2 separate regions of the Homo sapiens genome follow, and region 2 is linked to region 1. The links are chromatin loops, found by intact Hi-C in ENCODE. Cell type or tissue: mammary epithelial cell. All regions are shown on one strand.

What was found. Peaks named below come from ENCODE experiments on the same cell type or tissue, not always from the same donor. Only the 100,000 strongest peaks of a DNase experiment are listed, where the experiment ranks them.
Region 2: a loop joins it to region 1, with 16 times the contacts of the local background. A loop is called at or near these places in 1 of 110 quality-filtered maps.

Annotation. Positions count from the first base shown.
Region 1 is chr5:59,191,174-59,196,173 of GRCh38, forward strand. PDE4D (phosphodiesterase 4D) reads right to left here. Exons shown (of 15, transcript NM_001104631.2): 3 at 2,327-2,363. Among named protein-coding and RNA genes, the nearest start is that of PDE4D-AS1, 150 kb to the left of the region's middle. In mammary epithelial cell, no CTCF peak of the experiment used is centred here; a DNase peak (open chromatin) is centred at 2,958; H3K27ac peaks cover 2,308 bases.
Region 2 is chr5:59,295,623-59,300,622 of GRCh38, forward strand. All of the region lies in intron 1 of PDE4D (phosphodiesterase 4D), which reads right to left. Among named protein-coding and RNA genes, the nearest start is that of PDE4D-AS1, 260 kb to the left of the region's middle. In mammary epithelial cell, no CTCF peak of the experiment used is centred here; DNase peaks (open chromatin) are centred at 1,399, 2,569 and 3,499; H3K4me3 peaks cover 436 bases; H3K27ac peaks cover 2,749 bases.

The DNA of each region.
Region 1 (5,000 bases):
TTGAAATTCCATTAGTTTTTTTTCCTTGGAGATTATAGGTACACTACAGAAAATATCTAATCAGGTAAAAGACTAGATTTCCTTGGAATTTAAGAGCACTGATGGCAGGGTTCAAGTCCAATTTACTAATCTATTTGTTGCAGCTTAATAAATATTACTTGATGTAAAAGACCATATATCATACACAGACCTTTTTTCATTTGTTATTAAATATTTATATATATTTTTTCTTATAATAATACCTAGATCATTTGGTTAGAAACAAGAATAGCTACTTGAATGAACTCAAATTGGAATGATTGGTTCTATGTTTGATGATGTTACTTACATTGTTATGCCATATTTTGTCTGTTCACCTCTCTCTGAGGTCTTAGATATAGAATTATAAGTTTTCTTTCTTTCCTTTTTTTTTCTTGACAGAGTCTTGCTCTGTCACCCAGGCTGGAGTGCAGTGGCATGATCTTGGCTCACTGCAACCTCCACCTCCCGGGTTCAAGCAATTATCCTGCCTCAGCCTCCCAAGTAGCTGGGATTACAGGCACCCGTCACCATGCCTGGCTAATTTTTTTGTATTTTTAGTAGAGACAGGGTTTCATCAAGTTGGCCAGGCTGGTCTCGAACTCCTGACCTCAGGTGATCCACCCACCTCAGCTTCCCAAAGTGCTGGGATTACAGGTACGAGCCACCGCACCCGGCCATAAGTTTTCAATAGTAATCAATTAAAAACCCTCAGCTTTATAAGATTTTGCTATCACATCATATTATTAAATCATACAAGTGTAAATTTTTTGGACACAGAAATACAGGTACTAGAAAGAATTCATAATCTCCAGCAAAACCTTCAGCAAACAAGATATTAACCATCTGAAAAGGATGGTGATTGTATTTTATTTTTAATTGCCTGCATTAATTTAAAAAGTTACTATTATACATTATGTTACTTATGAATTGATTATATTATAGGTCTAAGTTACAGTAATAAAAGTTTGGAAAGTTTTAAAAAGTAGAACTATACATAATCCTACTATCTAAACCCTATTATCCATTTAAAAAATAATACTTATGACATTTTAGAAATGAAAGAACATTTTCAGCTCTATACATTTAAACCAATCACAAAGTTTTTATAATATTATATTTTCAAGCAATTGTGCCTAGCATTTTATAAGCGTGGTATTATTTCAGTGTCTTAGCAATCTTATGAGGTGGGTACTCTTGGAACTGTTATTTAACAGAGGAAGAGACCAGGCTTGGAAAAGTTCAGTGACTCGCTCAAGTCCATTGAGTTGGCAAGAGGCGGTGAAAGGGTTTTAACTAGATCTGACTGTCTTTCATCCAGCTCAGTCCCCTAACTCTACCAGTTGAAAAAAAAGAGGACCCAGAAAATTTAAGTGAGTTGTCCAAGGTGCAAGAGCACCTTGATGTATGATATAGGCCTGATTATAATTTTTACAACCTCTCAGGATTACTTGCATTTTAATATTTAACATTTCTTACTCATCAGTGTTGGTTTTAAACCTGCTTCATGCCCCAGGTTAAATCAGTTTTATCTCATTCCGCCCTTAGTTGTCTATACCAGAGACTCTCAACTTCTCCTGCACACTAGAAAAATACTAAGGCCTTTAACAAATACAGATGCTTGTAACAGATCTCCAAATTTTTGGATTTAATTGACCAGGGCTGCAGCCTGGGCACTGGGATAAGAGGTCTCTAGGTTAATCTAACGTGCAGGTAGGGTTGAGAAGTATTGGTCTATACATAGAACATCTGGTCATCAACTCTTTCATATTTATATTCCCAAACATTTTAGATCATGTTATCACCTGCTTGCACATATGTCATGTGGTTAAAGTATTTTCATGATTTGTATGCCTAGAAGGAAGAAGTAAACATCAACACATCACTCAGCTAAATCTCTGCACAAATGGCATATGTAAAAAAGAGATAAATAAGGTATTGGGTTGAATTGGAATATTGAATTTCAAGCACTGATCATGTACCTAATTATACTAAACATAACTTAAGCCATGATATAGCCTTCTGCTTCTAGTGCTTATGTCAGTATGAGCCCAATTAAGTATATCCCTTAGCTAATTTATTATTTGAAGCAAAGACACTCTTTGGTACTATGGGTTTATAGGAAACAGATTAATATAGCCAAAGTCACTTTCTCTAGCATTGCTTTTGAATTGCTTGAATGAACCAAGAATTTGTATTTGTACTTGTGCTTGATTTAAAATTAAATTAAATTAATAACCCGAACTAATTCCCCAAATTAAATTTTTACATCTGTGAGAAACCTGCCCATTCACCAAGCTGTGCTTACCTGAGCAAATGGAGTCACAATCAAGTCATCTCCGTGTCTGAAAAATAAACCAAATCCCGCATTAGAAATCATCAATAACTCTGTGCTCAGTGTCGTTCAATATTAAACGGCAAGTTCCACTTTCATGAGTTCCCATAGAGAATTACAGTGATTCCATCCTTATACTTCAGCACATGTTCTTCCCAGCAACTGGGTTAAAAATATGTCTTCTGGGATGTTAACAATTGTCCAACTCCCTGGGTAAAAAGAGGGGCTTCTTGATCATCAGCCAGGGTCACTGTTGCTTTTTAGGCACACAGGATATGCAATAGTAGAAATGGTGTTCCAGCAGTGGGGCCTGAGTTTTACTTTTGGCCTCTTACTGTAGATATTAGTAAGGGGTGCTGTGGAAGGAACCAGCAATGCAGTGACTTCAGTGAGAGAACCCTTGACCATCTAATATTTGAAGGTGATTAGCATGGAGTGTTCCACATCATCCCGTGTAAGTCTTGGACAGGCTAGGAACTGTAGATGACATGGGACTGCATCATACACTAATAAAAACCCAGTGAAATGTTCAACTGACTCATCCCAGCCACTGTAGTCACTGGGAAATGTTACTCCTTGTGTGCTGTTGCTGCAGCAACCCCAGCTACACCGTGCCTGGGGTATGGGAGCAAGGTGTCAGCATGACGTGTCTTGGAGGGACAGGGAAGGGCAAGGAAAGTTGTGCAACATTCCAGTTAGAGGAAAGTGAGAAACTGGGGCCCAGGGTTCTTTTGTGGTATTTCTTAGCATGAATAATTTGAGACAAGGATTTCCAGAGTCACCATCAGCTATTTCTTGATCTAGCTAGATAAAATTCTTAAATCAAAAGTGAATGCTGTTATTCAACACAGACAGCTCCCTGGACATGGCCCTGAGAACAGTGCAAATAAACTTTTCGCTCACTCATGAACAATCTGAAAACAACCTGAGTGACCCAAAACAACACCCATGAAACATGCTGGGGCACAGGGAGCATATGGATGATGTTACTCAATAAATTGTTACCAATAGCTAGAATAGGTGCTGTGGTCGTCATCAAACCATGTGGAGATCTTGAAAATAAAAATGTGGGAAATAAAAGCAGAAGAAGGAAAAAACAATGTAAAGGAAGCATGTGTTATTTTACACCCCCTTAGTTCCAGAATCATGTTTTTCAAGGGGCACCTGCTCTTTGTAGAGATTATTCATAGAACTCTAGAACTCTAAGAAGGTAGGACATTGGGTTTTATGATCATTTTATAGAAGAGGCAACTGAGGTTCAGAGAGGGCATAAGGTCTAAAAACTAATAAGTGGTAGAGGCAGGATGTCAATTGAAAAAGGTATTTTCCCATGTTGATGTTTAATTGCCATTGCAACAGTATTAAGAGGTGGGGGCCTGTGAGAAGTAATTAGGTCAGGAGGGCTTCACACTCATGAATGAATTAATGCTGTTATGGTGGGAGGGGGTTAGTTATCATAAGAGTGGGTTGTTATAAAGTGAGCCCAGCCCCTCATGTTTTCTCTTTTGCATGTGCTCACTTGCCCTTCCATTTTTCCATTGTTTGGGATGATGCATCCCAAATATCCTAATCAGATGCTGATGCCATGTCCTTGAACTACCCAGCCTCTAGAACTGTAAGATATAAACTTCTTTTCTATATAAATTACCCTGTCTATGCTATTCTGTTATAGCAACAGAAACTGGACTAAGATAGTGTTCTTCTGTCATCAATAAATAATTTACATAATTTACCTTGACTCTCAAAAAAAAAAGGTCTTCTGAGGTCAAGCCCAGAAAGGCTCTTTCCTAGAACAATGGCCCAGGGTAGGAGCAGGCCTGGTGCACTGAAGTGGCAAGGAGGCCATTGAGCCCGTGGGAGCCAGCAGAGAGGGATGAAGCCAAGGAGGCAGAGCAGCTGCCTAGATGAGAAAGAAGCAGATACAGAGCTGCAACGAGAAGCTCGGTGATTCTAGAGAATGCCATGGAAGGCAGGAAATTCAGAATCATGGGTGGTAACGAGCCAGGCAGCAGATCACAGAGCCCTTGTATGAAATGTACAAGAACTTGGATTTTACTCTCTGATGGAAGTTTGGGTTGGAATTTCAGCTCTGCCACATACTAGGTGTGTGAAATTGTGCAAGTTATTAAACTTCACTTTCCCTTGGCCTCTTCATCTGTAAAATGGAGATAACAGCACATACATAGAGTGATGTTTTGGGATTCAATAAATTAATAATGTTAAGTGCTGAAAAATGTGCTTACCACACAGTAAATGTTCAATAAACATTTCTATAATAATAATTAGCAGCAGTAGTAAAACCTTTTAAATCATAATGATTTTTGCTTTCCTATGCAGTCAGGAAATTGCAAAGACTCAGAAAACTGATACTTCGCTAAGAAGGACTCTTGAGACCCTGTGACAGGTCTATAAAAGATTGAGGGCTTTAAAGGGGCAAAAATGGAAGCAGGGAGACCAGTGTAGAGAAAAGAAGAGATGAGGACCTAAACTAAATCAGTGGTAGTTGAGAGAGAGAGAGAGAGGGACGATGACAGCATTAAAAGCTCTGGGGGAAAGAAAAAGTTCTGGGGAAAAAAAGATATGAAAATTTCAAGCATTTACAAAAGTAAAAAGAATGTTATCACAGCAAGTGTATTTTATATACAAT
Region 2 (5,000 bases), 100 kb after region 1:
AGGAAAAAGGTATCACCTTCAGATTACCTTCCCTGTGTATTCTGTTTTTGTAGTTTTCATCAGAGAGTAAGCAACCGTCATGTGAATATCGTGTCTTTAATGATCTGTTAAAATGGCGGCTCTCAGAGAAAGTGCTCTCCATTCTCCTCCTCCTACCTCAGGCCCCCTCAGAAATCAGGCTGGTGGTGTTAGGGAGTGAAGTAGGCTAAGTGTAAGAAAAAAAAAACAAAAAAAAAAACAGCTTTGGAATGCTGATGGACAGCAACTCATATTTGTCCTCAGTGTCAGGATAATAAGGACTCATGGGGGTGGGAAATATTGTAAATACAAACCTTGAAAGGAGGTAGCTGCTATTCAGAGAGCCAACATAGCCAACGTTTCTCAATTGTACAGAGAAATGTGAAGTTATATGTGAGATCTTTCCACTTTCAATCGTGATGCTAATTCAAAATGAAAAAAAAAAATCTGACTGGCCTAACAAAACAAGTTTGGGGTCGGGGTGGTTACTAGGTTTCCTTTTAGCCATTGTTTGGGACATACTGATGTACTGCTTTATTAATCTCCAAGAAACTCATTTATGTTGAGTGGCTAATGCATCAGTAGGGTAATATTTACTTTATATTTTAATATTTTATAAGTTAATAGATATAATAAATAATAGTAACCATACAGTGGGATTAGTTTCCAATGGTAAACATTTCAGGCCTTCAGGCCTTCAGGAGGAATTTTGAATTGTGATGAAATGGCAAGTGCCTATTCCATCCAGGCATAAAACCAATCCTAGCCAATTTATTAAAAAAAAAATCCTGCATTGTTACTCTTTAGCTAATGATTAACTAAAGTCTGAGTGACTAGTAGAATGAGTAATTTTGTTACATAAGCCAGAGAAGGTGGAAGGAAACTAACATTTATTCAATACCTACTGTCCACTGGGTACTTCATCTATATATTCTCTTCTAATCTTCAAAACAACACTGTAAGGTAGTTGTTACAAATAAGGAATAATTACAACTTATTCCTTATTTTGCAGCTGTAAGTTGATGTTTAGAGAGGTCACATCCAAGTCTCTTGGACCATGCTTCTTCATTATACAAGGAATATTGATGTTGCCAAATATTAATTCAGGAGCTGGTACAGTTAGAAATTAGTAACACACACACACACACACACACACACGCGTGCATGCACGTAAAAAGCAAGGTTAAACTCGCAAGGTTAGGCAAGGTTAGCTACCATATGATAGCTTAAAGGGAAGAATTCTGTGCTGATAAATGGAGTATTTTTCTCCTTAACTGAGTCATCCTGTGTCATTGTTAGGCACTGTAGACAGTACATAAGTTAACTGAGATCTGATACTTCCTTTTATCCCTTAAAAATCCAACACAGGGCTCACTGTAATTAGGTATAAATAGGTGACTTAACCCTTCAGATCTTTCTGGAGGAGAGATAAGTGTCTTATGAGATTGAAATAGGAGGGATCAACAAAGATTGCAGAAGAATTAAGGGCTAGCAAAATCTGTCATGATTCCAAAAGGATCAAGTTGAAAGTGAAACTAGTTCACACATTTTCACGACAGCTTCAGAGTTAACATCCTATAAAGGAATCTATCAACATTGTGACATTTGTTTAGGCTTCTATAAGTGAGAAAATGTGTCCTTCCATGCAATACTAAATGTAATTATCATGTTATCTATTTAATCCAACTTCACATAAATCCCAATGATTAAATCTACTATCTATTTAGAATATTATCACATACTTAGGAAGATATATCAATAAATACTTATGGGTCCTTGTGGTAAATAAATACTAATGTATAGATGAGGTTATACTTGCCTTAGAGAGTTTACAACAAAAAGAGGGACGGGTAGTGAAAGACATAATGTCCATGAAAACCACCACATTATTGCTTTATTTGCTTCACAGGCCTCATATGTGAATTTTTTTTTAAACTATAGATTCTTACCTACTAAAGTAAAGTTTCAGTGAGTGCAAAATTTGACTGGCTTCTATCCTCCTATGTCCCCAGTACCTAGAACAGTGCCTGAACTTAGGAAGCACTCAAGAAATATTGGGCAAATGAATGAATGAATGAATGACACAGATCATGAATGTTATAATGAGAAAGCAGAGAAAAAAAATTATCTGGGCTGGATAGTCAGAGAATGTTTCCAGGAGAGGGGATCCCAAATATGGACTTTTAAAGCTGATAAAGGAAGGCAATTTCCTTGAGAAGAATGGCATAGACACAAAGGCTAGGTAAGGGCAAAGAGACACCTGGAGTAATGTGGATTTACTGTTATTCTATCAGTAAATCTTGATGAAAAGACTTGAGGCCATGTAAAGAAGAACTCTCTAATAAAAATGGAATGGGTTCCCTTGGGGTTGGTAGGAGAGGTGATTTCTGTGAGGGGAGGTACTGGAGCTTGGGGTAGAAGAACACAACAAAAATATGATAGCAGGCAGCCAACCCCAAGGCACAAGTGAAACTTTTTTTTTTTTTTTTTTTTTGAGACAGAGTGTCACTCTGTTGTCTAGGTTGGAGTGCAGTGGGATGATCTCACTCACTGCAGCCTCTGTCTCCTGGGTGCAAGTGATTCTCATGTCTCAGCCTGCCAAGTGGCTGGGATTACAGGTATGCACCACCACACCAGGCTAATTTTTGTATTTTTAGTAGAGATGGGGTTTCACCATGTTGACCAGGCTGGTCCTGAACTCCTGGCCTCAAGTGATCCACCCATTTCAGTCTCCCAAAGTGCTGGAATTACGGTGTGAGCCACCGTGCCTGGCCATAAGTGTAACTTTTAAAGTTTCCTCTCACCTTGGGATTCCAGGCCTCTCTTTTGGCCTGGTTGCTGAAACAATTTAGGAGAATTTCTGAAAATTTTCAAAGTATTCATAAATGGAACTTTGCTTTCCTCCTCCTAAATCAAGACAAAGCTCACACTGACCACAGATTATCTTAAATTTGGTGAAAACATATTTCAGTTGGTGGAAACACAATTGTTTTGCAAGTTAGCTCCAGAAGTGGTAATTGAAAGTGACATTTAAGAAACATTTTCTATGGATCTCAGAAGATGATTACTCATTTTGTTTTGAAGGTTTATGATATGCTAAAGTGTTTTTAAAGCACATTATAATTAAACAACTTGTAAAAAAAATTTAAATTTCCCCCTATGGAAGCTCCTATTTCAAATGTAGTCTAGAGAGAATTTCAAGTAAACATGTAACTGCACATCTGATTTTGTGATAATTTGCTTTATACTTTTTAATATCATCTTTGATGTTACATATTCAGATGTTTAAATACCAATACAAAAACAATAATAATTTTGTTTAAATTTTCCAAACACACAAAACAAAGAGAAGCATTCATTCAAAATACTTGTATACACATGCAAACAAAATTAACTTTGTGTTTATGACTCACATAAGGGAAGTTATTGGTGCCCATAGCCTCTGAATACCCGCCTCTCAAAGCTTATTATTACAAAGACCAGTAGCTCCTTGCCTGAAGGTTTTTAATTCCTGTGAGTCTTGGCAAGGGCTATTTTCTGGCTGCAGTTACATGCCTGGCCTGAGCATAAATAACCTGGGAGTGGTGGATTGTTAATGACCCCCGGAAGCAGGTGATGGATGAAGAGTTGGTGAAAAGCACCCCAGCTTCCTCATCTCACAGTTGGGATAACTCTGGGGTCTGTTCCACACTGTCTTCCAGAACCCAACAATGGGGACTGAGCTCCTGTTTCCCTCTGTGGGAACGGACTTGATGATGTGTATTTTTTCAGAGATCCTTCCATTTCCTGTCTCACTTCCCTACTCCTTTACTTATGTTTCTTGAATTTCCTAAATAAACAACTAATATTCCTTATATTGGGGTCTACTGCTGCAGGAGCCTAAACCAATACATGTCTCTTCCATTATTTTGTGACACCAAAGAAGATTTTGATTAGGCCTAGAAAATATACATGAAAGCTGATCAAAATGAGAGGAATGATTAGGTTTGTTTGTCTGTTTTTGGTAAATATGGAAACAATGCCATTTCATTTTAGTAAATTGCCAAGTTTTCTCAAGTCCCTCCTATCTTTCTCCATATACTTGCTCTTCTGTCATTTGCCTTTTTTCATCTCTGGCATACATACAACCTGAAATAAAACGCCATGGGGTAGATTAACGAGAAACACTGGAATAAAAAAAAATGCTCGCCCAGGCGCAGTGGCTCACGCCTTTAATCCCAGCACTTTGGGAGGCCGAGGTGGGCAGATCACCTGAGGTCAGGAGTTTCAGACCAGTCTGGCCAACATGGCGAAACCCTGTCTCTACAAAAAATACAAAAAAATTAGCCAGGCGTGGTGTCCCGTGCCTGTAGTCCCGGCTACTTGGGAGGCTGAGGCAGGAGAATCGCTTGAACTCAGGAGGTGGAGGTTGCAGTGAGCAGAGATCACACCACTGCACTCCAGCCTGGGCGACAGAAAAAGGGTCTGTCTCAAAAAAAAAAAAAAAAAAAAAAAAAAGGCTTACAGTGTCACGTGAATCACATGCTTATTAAATGAATGAAAAATACACTTTATTATTTCATGTGTGTATTAAGAGGTCATATGGATAGATCAGATGTTGGCAAATGAATGTGTTATTTCTAGAAGAAATAGAAATGTTTCCTTATTTGCCAGGGCCTAAATCAGTGTTTCTTTGAAATGAGTATATTTTCTGACAGTATACTTCATGCAGACACTCCCACACACTCCCCATACATGTGTGTGTGTACCTGACTTATATCACTTAATAATATGAACAGACTGAAGATAATGTCAATTAATCAATAATAAATCCTAAATTCCGAGTTAATGTCTGTGCTGTTTTGAACAAGGTTTGACCGTCTTAAATAAAAAGATTTTTGTGTTTGTTTGTTTTTCACAAGGTTTGAATGTCTTAAATAAAAAGCATCTAGGAGCTATAGGGTGTAGAGAAAACTCTCCCTGATGGCATTTTTCCTCTACTC